Linked DNA regions of Homo sapiens: region 1 is linked to region 2. The links are chromatin loops, found by intact Hi-C in ENCODE. Cell type or tissue: IMR-90. All regions are shown on one strand. Region 1 overlaps USP7 (ubiquitin specific peptidase 7). Region 2 has its middle 58 kb from the start of HAPSTR1.

What was found. A loop is a pair of places that touch in the nucleus more often than their neighbours do. Peaks named below come from ENCODE experiments on the same cell type or tissue, not always from the same donor. Only the 100,000 strongest peaks of a DNase experiment are listed, where the experiment ranks them.
Region 1: it touches region 2 in a loop (2.5-fold over the local background); 2 of 110 quality-filtered maps call a loop at or near these places.

What each region holds. Positions count from the first base shown.
Region 1 is chr16:8,926,255-8,931,254 of GRCh38, reverse strand. USP7 (ubiquitin specific peptidase 7) reads left to right here. Exons shown (of 31, transcript NM_003470.3): 2 at 858-962. Among named protein-coding and RNA genes, the nearest start is that of USP7-AS1, 34 kb to the left of the region's middle. RefSeq lists an enhancer at 2,393-2,452. In IMR-90, no CTCF peak of the experiment used is centred here; a DNase peak (open chromatin) is centred at 2,704.
Region 2 is chr16:9,031,119-9,036,118 of GRCh38, reverse strand. No RefSeq gene overlaps it. Among named protein-coding and RNA genes, the nearest start is that of HAPSTR1, 58 kb to the left of the region's middle. In IMR-90, a CTCF peak has its summit at 2,491 (motif pointing right); a DNase peak (open chromatin) is centred at 2,508.

The DNA.
Region 1 (5,000 bases), 100 kb after region 2:
ATTGCGCCACTGCACTCCAGGCTGGGGGACAGAGCGAGACTCTGTCTCAGAAAAAAAAAAAAAAGATGCATGTGTTCATGATGAAAACGTTTAAAATATTTGTTTTAATGTATACCATTTGCATATGTTCAGTAATCTTCACAACAAAATTGGCTGTAGAATTGTTTTAATTACTAGGAAACCTATAGTAAAATAATGACTTTGCATGATTAGATAAAGGTTCTTTACGCTGATTAGCTATTGTAAAGTAAGAACTACCTAAGGATTTTTTTTTTTTTTTTAATTTGAGACTGAGTCTCACCCTGACGGCCAGGCTGGAGTGCAGTGGCATGATCTTGGCTCACTGCAGCCTCCGCCTCCTGAGTTCAAGTGATTTTCATTCCTCAGCCTGCCAAATAGTTGGGATTGCGGGCATGCGCCACCACACCCAGCTAATTTTTGCATTTCTAGTAGAGACGGGGTTTCACCATGTTGGCCAGCCTGGTCTCGAACTCCTGGCCTCAGGTGATCTGTCCGCCTTGGCCTCTCAAAATGCTAGGATTACAGGCATGAGCCACCATGTCTGGCCTACATAAGAGATTTTATATAAAAAGTTTTGTGCAGAATATCATTGCAAATAAAGCAAATTATAGTGTGGTATAGCATGTTTTCAAATTCCATTTAGTGTTTCGAAACAGCGAAAGTTTGTATGTAGTAAACATTAGTATAAATATTTTTTGGATTAGAATGAATCTTTATTGTGGTACAATTGGAATTTATTAATGATTAGGCAACATCAAAAGTATAAGTTTATATTTTGCTTATTCTATTAAAGCCATGAATGTAAAACCCGTGGAATTTCTTTTTCTTCTTTAAAGCGGGAGATACAGATGACCCACCAAGAATTACTCAGAACCCTGTGATCAATGGGAATGTGGCCCTGAGTGATGGACACAACACCGCGGAGGAGGACATGGAGGATGGTAAGTGCCTGTGGTTCACCGCCTCGCAGTGGGCGGAAACTTGTCAGAAAACAGGTTCAGATCCATGCTTGGTACTTCTTGGGTACATCCTTGGGTACTTCTGAGCGTAGCTAGTTTTCAGGAGGCTGTAACTGAGGAAAATCCTGTTTGGGTTTTGAGTTTCAAGATTGCCTACACCATTGCCAGGTAAGTAGAGTCTCCCTAGCCTAGGCAAGGAGGTGTAATGTAGGTTTAAATTTAATAGGTGGGTATTTACTCCTGCCTGCAGGTCTCCAGCCACTGCTAGTATTGGGAACAACAAGCATGTCTTACTCTCCTTCTTGTTTGTTTGCAGCAAGATACGTGCAGACATTGGAACTTGGCTTTCCATTGCATTCTCATTGCAGGGTGTATATCAGTTGATGATAGCTATGAATCCCTCCCCGCTCCTGTTAGGGATGAAATCAGATTCAAGCTTTGGCCTTCATTCTCCCTCACTGAGTTTTGGTCTATAGCTTCTCTGTGAGAAAGCATACTCATATGTATGTGCATGGACATTTTTTGTGTAGGAAATCAGTTTTTTTCTTCCGAGACCATTCCTTCTTTAAATTTATCAAATTAGTGACCTCAATATTTGCACAGTCACACTTGTGAGTAGGGAGCAGCCAGTAATTGCAGTATGCAGCCCCTGGAGTCTTGAGTGTAATATGAAACCATGTTCTGTCAAAAAGCATGTCCATCAATCCTCATGAGGGTTGTGTCCTTCCCAGGGGAGTAACGGGGCAGTTGAAAGAAACCATCAGTCACGGGCTGCACCACCAGAAGGACTGCTGTTCAGACCTCCTGCCAAAAGTTCAGCCTCCATGAGAAACTGCAGCCGTAGTTGAGAGTTCTCTCACAGTGCGGTTTACCCCTGGCAGCTGGCTGAGGCAATATCTGAGGAAGGTAAAGAGGCGTGGTCTAAACCCGCTGCTTTGTTACCTGTGGAGTGCGCTTTCCACCGTAGACGAGGGCAATGGTGTGGGTGTGGTCTCGCTGGTTGTTGGGCTTTTGGAGGTTTTACTTTAGACATCTGAGATGCCGAAAGCGGTTGAGTGAGTGCATTTGGGAAGGCATGGCCAGCTCTGAGGCGCTAGGTGTGCGTTTGGGATCAATTCTAGCCACTTGTGTAGCAGTGACAGGCCCTGCCCTATCGGAACATTCCGGGTCTAGTTCCCACAGAGCAATCTGTTCCAACATTTCCCTACTGTTTTTTTCTTTTTTTTTTTAGGGGGGAGGTCTTGGGAGGAGACATAGATATAGGGCGGAGCTTCTTAGCTTCTCATGGCAACTTGGATAATTCTTGGTTGTGGGAGGCTGTCCTGTGCATTCCAGGATGCCCATGGCTGCTGCCCTCCACTTGCGGTCATGACATGTCTCTAGACATTGCCAGGTGTCTCCTGGGGAGAATGACTTATGAGGGGACAATATGGGTAAAGTCCCCTTCCTTTTGAGGTACATTTCACTAAATTAGTAGACAGTGGTGCCACGCCATAGGACCCGAAAGTGGAAATGCCCTTCTTGTGACCTCCTTGATGGAAAAAGCGTATAATCCGAGAAGGTTGAGTAATCTTCCGTAGCACCTTTCCTTGGTTTGGAACTGTGGTTGCCGTTGAAAGACCCAGCATGTAATATCTTTCTGATGGCAAAGTGCGTGGGAGGGAGGTGGTCCTGACTGTAGGAGAAGAACTTGTAGCTGAGGGCAGCGTTTTCCAGCTGCAGTACAAATTGCGCAATCCTCTTCTTCAGGGGATAAGTGTGTTGTGAAAAATGCACAGGATTCTAGGAAGTTGGATATGTGCTGGGCTAAACAAGCTTTATTTACTGTCGTATGTCTCAGGGTTGTCATATCAGAAGCAGCATAAATTGCTTATCCAAAATAAGTTTTTGTTAATGATTCCCTAAGACTCTGGACTTCAGAGCTCCCCCTTTTTTTGAGTGTCCTGTGTCCTTGAGTGTTGAGTGTCCATTTCAGACTAGGGCACACAATCTGGGAAGCACCTCATTAGAAGTTTGGTCTGTAGCCAAACTATCAGCGACTTGACTGATTTGCACAGAAGACTTCTTAGTAAGGGACATTTCTTGTGTAAGATGCTAAATAGCTAATGAGACAAAGAGATGGGAGACATGTATAGTTGAGGGAGAGAACTTATTTAAAAATCCTGTTAACATAGAATTTCGGGCAAGTATCAGAATTATCTTTTACTGTATCTACTCATTCTACTTTTAGTTCCTTATTCACTATTTTTCATGAGATGACCAAGGAAGTACCGCCATGTGTGGCTAATTGTTTGTAGTGATGGGATGTCACTATGTTACCCAGGCTGGTCTTGAACTTCTTGGCTCAAGCAGTTCTTCTGCCTTGGCCTCCCAATGTGTTGGGATTATAGGCATGACCCATTGCACTTGGCCCAAGGAAGTTTTATTTTATTTTATTTTGAGATAGGTTCTTGTTGTGTCGCCCAGGCTAGAGTACAGTGGCAAGATCTCAGCTCACTGCAACCTCCACCTCCTGGGTTTTTGCGATTCTTCTGCCTCAGCCTCCCGAGTAGCTGGGATTACAGGCAAATGCCACCACGCCTGGCTAATTTTTGTATTTTTAGTAGAGACGAGGTTTCACCATGTTGGCCAGGCTGGTCTTGAACACCTGACCTCAGGTGATCCACCTGCCTTGGCTTCCCAAAGTACTGGGACTACAAGTGTGAGCCACCAAGGAAGTTTTAGAGCAAATACGGCCTCTGAAGATCTAGATGGATCTAGATTTAGAATGTTGTTCTCCATGAAACTAATTTGTGGGGATTGACTAGGACTTGCAAGAAGTTGTATTAGAATGAAGAGCAGAAGTTTGCTAAAATCACTGCAACAGCACCATTTGGAGAAATTTCATACCAACCTTTCTGATTCAAAAATCTGAAGTATTCTGTTTTTCTTTAACTTTCTTTCTTTTTTTTTTTCTTTTTCTTTTTTTCTTTTTGGCCAGGCTGGAGTGCAGTGGCGCAATCTCGGTTCACCTCACCCTCTGCCTCCCGGGTTCAAGCGATTCTCCTGCCTCAGCCTCCCAGGCAGCTGGGACTACAGGCGCTTGCCACCACGCCTGGCTAATTTTTTGTATTTTTAGTAGAGCCGGGGTTTCACTATGTTGGCCAGGCTGCTGGTCTCGCACTCCTGACCTCATGATTCGCCTCGCCCACCCCGGCCTCCCAGAGTGCTGGGATTACAGGCGTGAGCCACTGCGCCCGGCCTACCTTTCTTTTTGCAACTGAAGCCCAGGCTGGTCTATTGGCCTTTGCCCTGGGAGGATAAAATTGCTGTAACAAAGTGCACAGTGGGAACTTCGTGCTGTAGGTAATTGTCCCTGCCCCTGGTACAAGAGTCTCCAGGGGCCAGATTGGAAGGTAGTGAGAGTTATCAAGGAATCTGGTTGAGGATTTGTGGTGACACCAGTTTGTAGAAGTTTGTTGCTTTGTCATTTACAGTAAAAAGAAGCATGCGGTAATGAAATGGTGGTCTGCTAATGTTAGTGGCATCCAGGCAGATTGGAGTCTTTGTGCATGAAGTGCTAATTTTGCAGTGAATGTGGGTGTCCTTGCTAATACCTAGCATACTTGGAAGTTGCAAAAAAATAATACATAGGATCCAGTGTACTGTTAACTATTTTCTTGGGCAAAGATCTCCATCACTGAGTCTCATGTAATTCCTCGTAGGAGGACAATCTGGCTGGCCGTATCTGTGAAAGCTAATTTCCAAGTCCACTTCTCCTTTTTTTTGGCCCTCCTATCTTGAATTTTTTTGGAGACCAGAGTTTTTTGCTCTTGTTGCCCAGGCTGGAGTGCAATGCCATGATCTCAGCTCAGTGCAACCTCCACCTCCCAGGTTCAAGCGATTCTCCTGCCTCGACCTCCCAAGTAGCTGGGATTACAGGCGTGCACCACCACACCCAGCTAATTTTTTTTATTTTTAGTAGAGACGGGGTTTCACCATGTTGGGCAGGCTGGTCTCAAACTCCTGACCTCAGGTTAT
Region 2 (5,000 bases):
AACATTCTTTTCAGTTTTTTGAAATGACACCACTTTGGGCACACTCAAGCAATCGTTGGACGAGGATTGCTTGTGAGAAATGAACTGAATCGCAAGAGAGCCCAGGTTTGGATTTGGACAGGTATTGCCCTGCAAAAAGAGGGTACCAAGTGACAGTGCCTTTTTCCAACACAAAATGAGGATGGCCCTTTCCCTATAGCCCTCCTCCTGCCCCTACACTTTGCATTATCAAAACTTTTCATCTTTATCCGTTGATATGGTTTAGATTTGTGTCCCTGCCCAAATCTCAATTTTTTTTTTTTTTTGAGATAGGGTCTCACTCTGTTGCCCAGGCTAGAGTGCAGTGGCGCCATCTCTGCTCACTGCAAGCTCCGCCTCCTGGGTTCATGCCATTCTCCTGCCTCAGCCTCCCGAGTAGCTGGGACTACAGGCGCCCACCACCACACCCAGCTAATTTTTTCTATTTTTAGTAGAGACAGGGTTTCACCCGGTTAGCCAGGATGGTCTCTATCTCCTGACCTCGTGATCCGCCCGCCTCAGCCTCCCAAAGTGCTGGGATTACAGGCATGAGCCCTTGAGCCCGGCTGTCCCTGCCCAAATCTCATGTCAAATTGTAATCCCCAGTGTTGGAGAAGGGACCTGGTGGGAGGTGATTGGATTATGGGGGTGAATTTCCCCCTTGCTGTTCTCATGACGTGAATGAGTTCTCACAAGATATGGGTGTTTAAAAGTGTGTGGCACCTCAGCCAGGTGCAGTGGCTCACACCTGTAATCCCAGCACTTTGGGAGGCAAAGGTGGGCAGATCACCTAAGGTCGGGAGTTCAAGACCAGCCTGGCCAACATGGTGAAATCCTGTCTCTACCAAAAATACAAAAATTAGTCGGGTATGATGGTTGGTGCCTGTAATCCCAGCTACTTCGGAGGCTGAGGCAGGAGAATCATTTTAACCCAAGAGGCAGAGGCTGCAGTGAGCTGAGATTGGGCTACTGCACTAAAAAAAAAAAAAAAAAAAAAAAAAGGATATGGCACCTCCCCCTTCTCTCTTCCTCCTGCCCTGGCCATGTAAGCCATGCCTCCTTCCCCTTCACCTTCTGCCATGATTGTAAGTTTCCTGAGGCCTCCCCAGCCATACTTTCTGTACAGCCTGAAGAACTGTGAGCCAATTAAACCTCTTTTCTTATAAATGACCCAGTTTCAGGTATTCCTTTATAGTCTGTGTGACAACAGACTAATACACCAATCACATAATAGGAATATGATCTCCTGTTATAATCTATATATTTCCTTCCTTCCTTCTTTTATTTCTTTTTTTTTTTTTTTTTGGTTTGTTTGTTTGTTTGATACAGTGGCTCACTCTGTCACCTAGGCTGGAGTGCAGTGGTGCGACCTTGGCTCACTGCAACCTCCGCCTCCCAGATTCAAGCGATCCTCCTGCCTCAGCCTCCTGAGTAGCTGCGACTACAGGCATGCACCACCATGCCCGGCTAACTTTTGTATGTTTTGTAGAGATGGGGTTTCACCATGTTGGCCAGGCTGGTCTTGAACTCCTGGGCTCAAACGATCCTCCCACTTCAGCCTCCCAAAGTGCTGAGATTACATGAGCACCACGTAATCTCAGCTGAGCTGAGATTATTTGAGCCACCAATCTACATGAGCTGAGATTATTTGAGCCACCATGCCTGGCCTACAATCTGTATTTTTAAAATGATGTTTGATCTTTTTTTATAATTAAACAAATCTATACACTTATAAATAGACATTTAAATAAATTACATTGAGAAGAGGAAGACTGCAATGAGATGTTTCCTGTAGACCTACAATGGGACAGACTCGCCCAGGAGCAGAGCTTCCGGTGGAAATGCAATACATTCCACGAGCGGAGGTTCTCAACCCTGGCAGCACATTCCATTTACTTGGGTTTCAGAAAACCAATGTCCAGGCTGGGCGCGGTGGCTCACGCCTGTAATCCTAGCACTTTAGGAGGCCAAGGCAGGTGGATTGCCTGAGCTCAGGAGTTCAAGAACAGCCTGGGCAACACGGTGAAACCCCATCTCTACTAAAATACAAAAAAATAGCTGGGCATGGTGGCAGGCACCTGTAGTCTCAGCAACTTGGGAGGCTGAGGAAGGAGAATTGCTTGAACCCGGGAGGCGGAAGTTGCAGTGAGCTGAGATCACGCCACTGCACTCCAGCCTGGGTGACAGAGCGAGACTCCGTCAAAAAAAAAGGAAGAAAGGGAAGGAAGGAAGGAAGGAAGGAAGGAGGGAGGGAGGGACCGAAGGAAGGAAGGAAGGAAGGAAGGAAGGAAGGAAGGAAGGAGGGAGGGAGGGACCGAAGGAAGGAAGGAAGGAAGGAAGGAAGGAAGGAAGGAAAGGAGGGAGGGAGGGAGGGAAGGTCCCTCCTCCACCCACATTTGGGAAGAGAAGATCCCAGAGGATTTTGAGATCCCACTTGAGAGATCCCAGAGGCTCCCTTTCGCCACCAGAGGGCACTTGTCTAGTCTCTTAAGCCCAAGATTAGCTTGGGAGACCAAAGACAAGGCTTCTGCAAGAAGGGAAACCAAAGGAATTTCAGGTCCTAGGGCCCAAGAGTCCATAAAATCAAAAGCAAGTTAGTTACCTCATAGATACAATGGGGGTACAGACAATGGATAAATACATCATTCCAAATGGGAGAGAGTGGCTGAAATAAGGGGGCTACAGGCCCCACGCAAGTCTGAAATCCAACAGGGCCGTCAAATCTTAAAGCTCCAAAATAATCTCCTTTGATTCCATGACTCACATCCAGGTCACGCTGATGCAAGAAGTGGGTTCCCATGGTCTTGGGCAGCTCCGCCCCTGTGGCTTTGCGGGTACAGCCTCCCTCCCAGCTGCTTTCACGGGCTGGCGTTGAGAGCCTGCAGCTTTTCCAGGTGCGTGGTGCATGGTGGATCTACCATTCTGGGGTCTGGAGGACGATGGCTCTCTTCTCATAGCTCCACTAGACAGTGCCCCAGTGGGAGCTCTGTGTGGGGGCTTCAACCCCACATTTCCCTTCTGCACTGCCCTAGTGAAGTCATCCCTGAGACCTGAGAATTCTGGACCCTGTGGCCACCACAGGAGCCCATGCATTGGCTTCCTTTTTTGTTTTTTGTTTTTTTGGGTTTTTTTGACAGAGTTTTGCTCTGTCACCCGGGCTGGAGTGCAGTGGGGCAGTCTCGGCTCACTGCAACCTCTGCCTGTTGGGTTCAAGTGATTCTTGTGTCTCAGCCTCCCAAGTAACTGGGACTACAGGTAACCACCACCACCACCACCATGCCCAGCTTGTTTTTCGTTTTTGTTTTTTATTGTTTTTTTTTTTTTGAGATGGAGTTTCACTCTGTTGCCCAGGCTGGAGTGCAATGGCGCAATCTCGGCTCACCGCAACCTCCACCTCCCAGGTTCAAGCGATTCTCCTGCCTCAGCCTCCCAGGTAGATGGGATTACAGGCAGGCACCACCACGCCCGGCTAATTTTGTATTTTTAGTAGACATGGGGTTTCTTCATGTTGGTCAGGCGGGTCACAAGCTCTTAACCTCAGGTGATCCGCCTGCCTCAGGCTCCCAAAATGCTGGGATTACAGGCGTGAGCCAGCACACCTGGCCATTAATCCTTTTTTAATTAAGTTTTGCATACGATGTGAAGTAGGGATCCAACATCATTTCTTCTAATGTGGATATTCAGTTTCCCTAATACTGGCCTGTTGGTTTAACTGGTGGTTCCCCTCCTTATGTTGTAGTGTCTATGTGAATTCATTAGGTGGAAGTGCCTTTTTCAGAATTGGGATGGGAGGTGGAGATTGCAGTGAGCCGAGATCGTGCCATTGCACTCCAGCCTAGGCAACAAGAGCGAAACTCTGTCTCAAAAAAAAAAAAAGGATTGATGACCCAGACATAAGAACTAAAAACATAAAGCTCTTTTTTTGTTCTTGGGTTTTTTTGTTTTGTTTTGTTTTTTCTTGAGACAGAGTTTCGCTCTGTCGCCCAGGCTGGAGTGCAATGGCGCCATCTCTGCTCACTGCAACCTCCACCTCCCAGGTTCATGTGATTCTCATGCCTCGACCTCCCAAGCAGCTGGGATTACAGGTGCGCACAACCACATCCAGCTGTTTTTTGTTTTTTTAGTAGAGACGGTGTTTCACCACGTTGCCCAGGCTGGTTTTGAACTCCTGACCACAGGTGATCCACCTGACTCAGCCTCCCACAGTACTGGGATTACAGGCGTGAGCCTCCACGCCCAGCCAAAAACATAAAGCTCTTAAAAGAAAGTATAGACATCGGCCGGGTGCAGTGGCTCACGCCTGTAATCCCAACACTTTGGGAAGCCGAGGCAGGTGGATCATTTGAAGTCAGGAGTTTGAGACCAGCCTGACCAACATGATGAAACCCCATCTCTACTAAAAATACAAAAACTAGTTGGGTGTGGTGGTGTGCACCTGTAATCCCAGCTGCTCAGGAGGCTGAGGCAGGAGAATCGCTTCAACCCGGGAGGTGGAGGCTGCAGTGAGCCAAGATAGCGCCACTGCGCTCCAGCCTGGGCGACAGAGCGAGACGATGTCTAAAAAAAAAAAAAAAAAGAAAAGAAAAAAGAATTCTTACAAGTCAACAACAAAAAGACAAACTATCTGATTTTAAAATGGTCAACAGTTGAAGAGACATTTCTCCAAGGAAAGTATACACATCTTCAACAAAGCACATGAAAATATGCTCAACATCAGTAGCCATTAGGGAAATGCAAATCTAAACCACAATGAGATACTGCTTCACACCCACTAGAATGGTAATAATTTTAAAAATGGAAAATAGCAAGTGTGGGTGAGGATATGGACACATTTAGAACCCTCGTGCATTGCTAGTGAGAATGTAAATGGTGCAGCTGCCGTGGAAAAGTTTGGCAGGTCCTCCAAAAGTTAAACATAGAGTTACCATATGACCCGGCAATTCCACTCCTAGGTACATACCCAAAAGATTGAAAATAGGTCT